Regions from separate parts of the Homo sapiens genome. Here region 2 is linked to region 1. A link is an interaction called in ENCODE POLR2A ChIA-PET data of the cell type or tissue named here. Cell type or tissue: GM12878. All regions are shown on one strand. Links, peaks and the distances in the headings refer to the core of each region. The heading gives the core; the rest is flanking DNA. Region 1 overlaps KDM4B (lysine demethylase 4B). Region 2 holds the start of PTPRS-AS1 (PTPRS antisense RNA 1).

Region 1 (2,906 bases), core at 125-2,624:
CAGATCCTATCTCCCAAGCAAGTATTAGTATCTGCCACATAAAGGAGCCCCTGTGCTGGGGACAAATGAGGGAGGTGGCCTTTCCCCAGGATGAGGCTCCATGAAAGAAGATTTTTCCAGTAGAAACAGGCAGGTTGGCTCATGCCTGTAATTCCAGAGCTTTGGGCAGCTGAGGCCAGAGGATTGCTTGAGCCAGCCACTGGAGCTCGAGAACAGCCTGGGCAACATTGCAAGACTCCATCTCTACAAAAAAAGAAGAAAAAATCAGCTGGGTGTAGGGCGCACACCTGTCATCTTTTAGCTACATGGGAGGCTGAGGAGGGAGTATTGCTTGAGCCTGGGAATTTGAGGCTGCAGCAAAGACCCTGTCTCTTAAAAAAAAAAAACAAAAAACAACAACAAAAAACAACAACAAAAAAAAACAGAAGAAAGAAATAGGGTAGCTTTCCATCAGATATTGGAGGAGTTCTGTCATTGCCTTGGGAGGAGCCGTGCAGCCCAGGCTGGGCTCCATTTCTGCAGCGGTGGCATCTGGGGGAGCAGGGCTGGCCCCGCAGAATGCCAGGGCTGGAGCCTTCCCCATGGGGCCTGCACCTGCTCTGGGACTCCCGTTTCTCCTGTGAGTCTTTGCGAAAGGGTCTCACTCCTCCTCTTCCTGCCCTCTGTCCGGTCCCCTGTAATCTCTCCCTCCCAGCAGGCTGCGGTTGGTGACATCTCCTCTCCCTCTCTCTCAGCCAGGATATGGGACCTCAGTGCTCTTGGCAGTTCCCGGGCTGTCTGTGTGTCCTGGCCTGTGGATCCACTCCCTTGCCTGTGCAGGCACTTTTTCTAACATCTTTATCTCTCCAGACTGACCTGTGGGGCAGCTGCCTGTCCTGGGCGACCCATCCTCCTGGGGTGGCCATCGGTAGCATGCCTTTCCTGCTGCTGGCGACTACGTGATGAGCTCTGGCACCTGCCCTTCCTCCCGTCCGTCCCCATGCGCTGTTGCAGGGGTGTGGAGGGGTTTTACCCAGGGAGGCACTGGCTTCCCAGGTCAGAGCCTGTGAGTACAGCAGGCAAGTGCACTACCAGGTCTGTGTGTGGCCTTGTTTGTGGAGAGAATTCCTGCTCCACCCTAGACGAGGGACAGGTTTACCCTAGTGGGTTTAGAGTGTTCTGTTAATGTTCTTTCTGCTGTAGAGGAAACCCTCTTTTTGTTGACTTTTTTTTTTAATTAAAAATTCTGCCACCTTGCTGGGCTGTGTTTAATTCTATAGTTTTACCAGTTTCTTTGTTTGCTTAGATTTCCTAAGTAGAAACTTATGTTATAATTAAACTGTTTTTTTTTTTTTTTTTTTTTTAGAGATAGAGTTTCCCTCTGTTGCCTAGGTTGGAGTGCAGTGGTGCAGTCATGGCTCACTGCAGCCTCAACCTCTTGGACTCCAGTGATCCTCCTGCCTCAGCATTCTGAGGAGCTGGGAACACAGGCATGCACCATCACGCCTTACTTAGACGTTTATATTATGATTTTAAGAAGTTTGTCTTATCCCTTCTGCTTGGTAAACCCTTTGTCTTTTTCTTGATATATCACATTGGCTAGTGTCTCTAGTGCAGTGTGACGTGTGCTGTGATGATGGGCAGGTTGTGTCCTCTCCTGCCTCGCCATGAAGGTGGTAGTGGGAGAGTCCCTGCTAGTCCTGGTTGCCTGAGAATTTTTGTACCAAATGCTTTGGAATTTTTGATAGATATTAATTTTTGGAATGTCTTTGCAACCTTGGAGATAAACTCTTCTTGGTCTTGCAATAGCCTACTGTGCTTGACTCACTAATGCTGTATTTAGGATTTTTACATCCACGTGGGACTGGCTGATCATTTTCTTGCGTGTTCTTTGTTGGTGCTGGGGTTTCCCATTTGTTCATTTATTCATCCATTTGGAAAATATGCCGGATTCAGAAAACGAGCTCAGTAACGTCAGATATTCCCTACTGCTTGCCAACCATGTGTGTACATGGGCACTGTCCCTTTAGATGAAGGTCATCGGGCAGGATTCATTAAAACCACCTGGGCTGGTGCCTTTTCCAGAGAGGACATCTGTGACCTGGTCTCTTCAGGGTTTCTGGTGGGGCCTGTGTTGACTTGGTGGACACCCTGGGCTCCACAGTGCTGAAGATACTCTGAAGAGCCAAGTGCATCTGTGGCACTGAGCCCAGCAACGCAGGCAGGGACCGTGGCTCTCTGGTCCTTGTGTCCCCAGTGCGGTGAATAGGTCCTCAGGTTCCTGTGAACAGCTTTGTTTGTGGTGCAGTTTCCATAGCATACATAGAAGGCGCTCAGAGAACTTGGCCATTTCCGTGGACGGAGTTAACACGGCGCAGCACGGTGGCCACCACACAGACCTGTGTGTCCCTGGCCCGGTCACCATGCGGCTCTGAGGAGCAGAGCAGAGGAGCCACCCTGGCCCGGCTCGTCTTTAGCTGGCTCCGGGACTGCATGTCGGCTGAGGGGCTCGTGTGGATGTGGGGCTGAGACAGCAGCTCTCTGTTGGGTCTCGCAGGAAGCCCACCCTGTAGCCGGCTTGCTCTCCTTCCCGGCCTGTGCCAGCCACAGGGCAGTGCGCCAGAGCCATCTTGCTGGGTCACAGGCCGGGGCCACCATAGGGCTTTGTTGCGAGGGTGGCGGTCACCATGGCTTTTCCGTTCTGTTTGCAACTTGGGGTCCCGGGGGCGCCACTGGCGTTTGGATCTGCCGTGGCCCTCCTGGGCTTGCGTGGGTGGCTCACTCTGCCAGGTGGCCTCTGTCCAACCTGACACCTGGTCTCGGGTACTTCCAGCGTGACGTGCACGGGCTCTGCCTCCCTCATTCTGTGTCTGCGATGATAGCGCATTAAATGGCGAAGGCCCGTCTGCCCAGGCCTGTGCAGACAC
Region 2 (2,906 bases), core at 217-2,716, 110 kb after region 1:
CCCAGGTTAGAGTGCAGTAGCTCGATCTTGGCTCACTGCAGCCTCTGCCTCCTGGATTCAAGCGATTCTCCTGTCTCAGCCTCCAGAGTAGCTGGGATTATAGGTGCCTGCCACCACGCCTGGCTAATTTTTGTATTTTTAGTAGAGATGGGGTTTCACCATGTTGGCCAGGCTGGTCTCAAACTCCTGATCTCAGGTGATCCACCAACCTCAGCCTCCCAAAGTGCTGGGATTACTGGCGTGAGCCACCGTGCCTGGCCCATCTAATATTTTTTTAAATGTTTATTGAGACCTTATTTACATATCAGTCAATAAACATATCTTCAGTTGTATGGTTCAATAAGTTTGACAAATGCATACGCTCGCATAACCAAAACAAGATATAGGGCACTTCACTCCCTCCAGAATATTCCCTTGTCAACCCTCCACACTCAGTGGCAACTACGGATCTGTTTTCTCCAACTATCAGTGAGAATTACATGTTTAGCACTTCATATAAATGGAATTGTGCAGAATGTCACCATTTGTGTCTGGCTTCTTTCCCTTGGTGCAATGCATTTCAGATTCACCCCAAAACAGCCATGTTTCTTTCTTTTTTTTTTTTTTTTTTGAGACGGAGTCTCACTCTGTTGCCCAGGCTGGAGTGCAGTGGTGCAATCTCGGCTCACTGCAGGCTCTGCCTCCTGGGTTCACACCATTCTCCTGCCTCAGCCTCCTAAGTAGCTGGGACTACAGGCACCCACCACCACGCCCTGCTAATTTTTGTATTTTGGGTAGAGACGGGGTTTCACCTTGTTAGCCAGGATCGTCCCGATCTCTTGACCTTGTGATCCGCCCGCCTCGGCCTCCCAAAGTGCTGGGATTACCGGCATGAGCCACCACGCCCGGCCAACAACAGCCATGTTTCTAAAGTGCAGTCCTTTTTCATTGCTGTGTAGTATTCCATTGTATTGATGGGCCACAGTGTGTTTATACATTTACCAGTTGATGGACATTTGGCAATTGCAGTTGGAGCAACTGTGAACTCATTCATGCACACAGCTCTTTGTGGGTATCTTGTGATATTTTACCCTCCAATTTCACTCAGTCTCATGGAACTTTCTCCTACCAGGGACACCTATGGTAAGGTGATTTCCAGCATGGGAACTTTGCTAAAGAAAGGGGCAATTGGGCCGGGTGTGGTGGCTCACGCCTGTAATCCCAATACTTTGGGAGGCTGAGGCAGGCAGATCACGAGGTTAGGAGATCGAGACCATTCTAGCTAACACCATGAAACCCCATCTCCACTAAAAATACAAAAAATTAGCTGGGCGTGGTGGTGGTGGTGGTGCATGCCTGTAATCCTAGCTACTCAGGAGGCTGAGGCAGGAGAATCGCTTGAACCTGGGAGGCAGACATTGCAGTGAGCTGAGATTGCACAATTGCCCTCCAGCCTGGGCGACAGAGCAAGACTCTGTCTCAAAAAAAGAAAGAAAGTGGCAATCGGCCAGATGTGGTGGCTCACTCTTGTAATCCCAGCACTTTGGGAGGCTTGTAATCCCAGCACCTGGATCGCCTGAGTCCAGGAGTTTGAGACCAGCCTGGACAACATAATGAAACCCCATCTCTACCAAAAATACAAAACAAACAAACAAGAACAAAACAAAACAAAACAAAACAAAAACAGCCGGGCGTGGTGGCTCAGCACTTTGGGAGGCCGAGGCGGGCGGATCACCCGAGGTCAGGATTTCAAGACCAGCCTGGCCAACATGGGGAAACCCCGTCTGTACTAAAAGTGCACAAATTAGTCAGGCGTTGTGACACATGCCTGTAATACCAGCTACTCAGGAGGCTGAAGCAGGAGAATTGCTTGAGCCTGGGAGGCAGAGGTTGCAGTGAGCTGAGATCAGGCCACTGCACTCCAGCCTAGGCAACAAGAGCCAGACTCTGTCTCAAAAAAAAGAAAAAAAAATTAGCTGGGTGTATGGCATGGGTCTGTAGTCTCAGCTACTTGTGCAGCTGAGGCGAGAGGATCTCTTTAGCTCAGGAAGTCGAGGCTGCAGTGAGCTGAGATTGCACCATGGCACTCCAGCCTGGGTGACAAAATGAGACCCTGAAAACAAAAAAGAAAAGAAATAGAGAGGAAAGAAAGAAAGAAAGAAAGGAAAGAAGAAAGAAAGAAAGAAAAAGAGAAAGAGAAAGAAAGAGAGAGAAAGAAAAGAAAAGAAAAGAGTGGCAGTGGCTGTCCTTGTACCTAATCATAGGACAGAGGGGAGACCAGACCCAGCATAGGTGAGGGAAGCCGTCAGGGTCATTAGTGGCAGCTGGTGTGTCTGAAACAGCCATGGTAGGGCAGCAGGATGACCCAGACAGGACCTTCGGTTTATCACAGGGGACAGGAGTGGAAATCAAGAGACCCTAGAGGGCCTGGGGATCACTTGAAAAGGGTCACAATGATAGCATCAGGTGGGGCTCATGGTCCAGCCCTGCCCCCCTGGAGAAGGAGCACAGGGCAGCCTCTGAGCCCCGGCCTCGGCATCAGTGCGGTTGACACCGGGGCCATCACCATCTGATAATAGGTTCTGTTTGGAACAGCTGCCTGGTGACAAGTATAATAAAACGTATTAACGAGGCCATTATTACTCCCTAATTAAAAGCTAATAACTAAGAGTTAATTGCCTTTAAAAGATGAAGCAAGGCTGGGCTGGGACTTATCTCTGTTTTCCTTTGCTTGCCTGGATAGGCTGATATTTGGGAACTAATTAATTGAGTCGAATCTTACAGGAAACTAATATCTCCTCTGCCATTGCGGCTGTTGGATTAAAAAGCGTTTGCTGTGTGTCTGGGCATTTCTGTGGAAAGGTCTCCTGTGTCCACTGTTCTTGCCGGGGCGGGGGTGGTGGTGGTGAGGCTTCAAGGTGCGGCTA

Evidence for each region. Peaks named below come from ENCODE experiments on the same cell type or tissue, not always from the same donor. Only the 100,000 strongest peaks of a DNase experiment are listed, where the experiment ranks them.
Region 2: POLR2A ChIA-PET joins it to region 1 with 7 read pairs; 3 of 35 experiments call an interaction of 5 or more read pairs at or near these places.

The regions. Positions count from the first base shown.
Region 1 is chr19:5,061,455-5,064,360 of GRCh38, forward strand. All of the region lies in intron 6 of KDM4B (lysine demethylase 4B), which reads left to right. Among named protein-coding and RNA genes, the nearest start is that of KDM4B, 94 kb to the left of the region's middle. In GM12878, for the core only: no CTCF peak of the experiment used is centred there; no DNase peak of the experiment used is centred there.
Region 2 is chr19:5,175,253-5,178,158 of GRCh38, forward strand. It overlaps PTPRS-AS1 (PTPRS antisense RNA 1), which reads left to right and starts at 2,494. Exons shown (of 1, transcript NR_186338.1): 1 at 2,494-2,906. RefSeq lists enhancers at 1,516-1,605, 1,616-1,665. In GM12878, for the core only: no CTCF peak of the experiment used is centred there; a DNase peak (open chromatin) is centred at 1,779.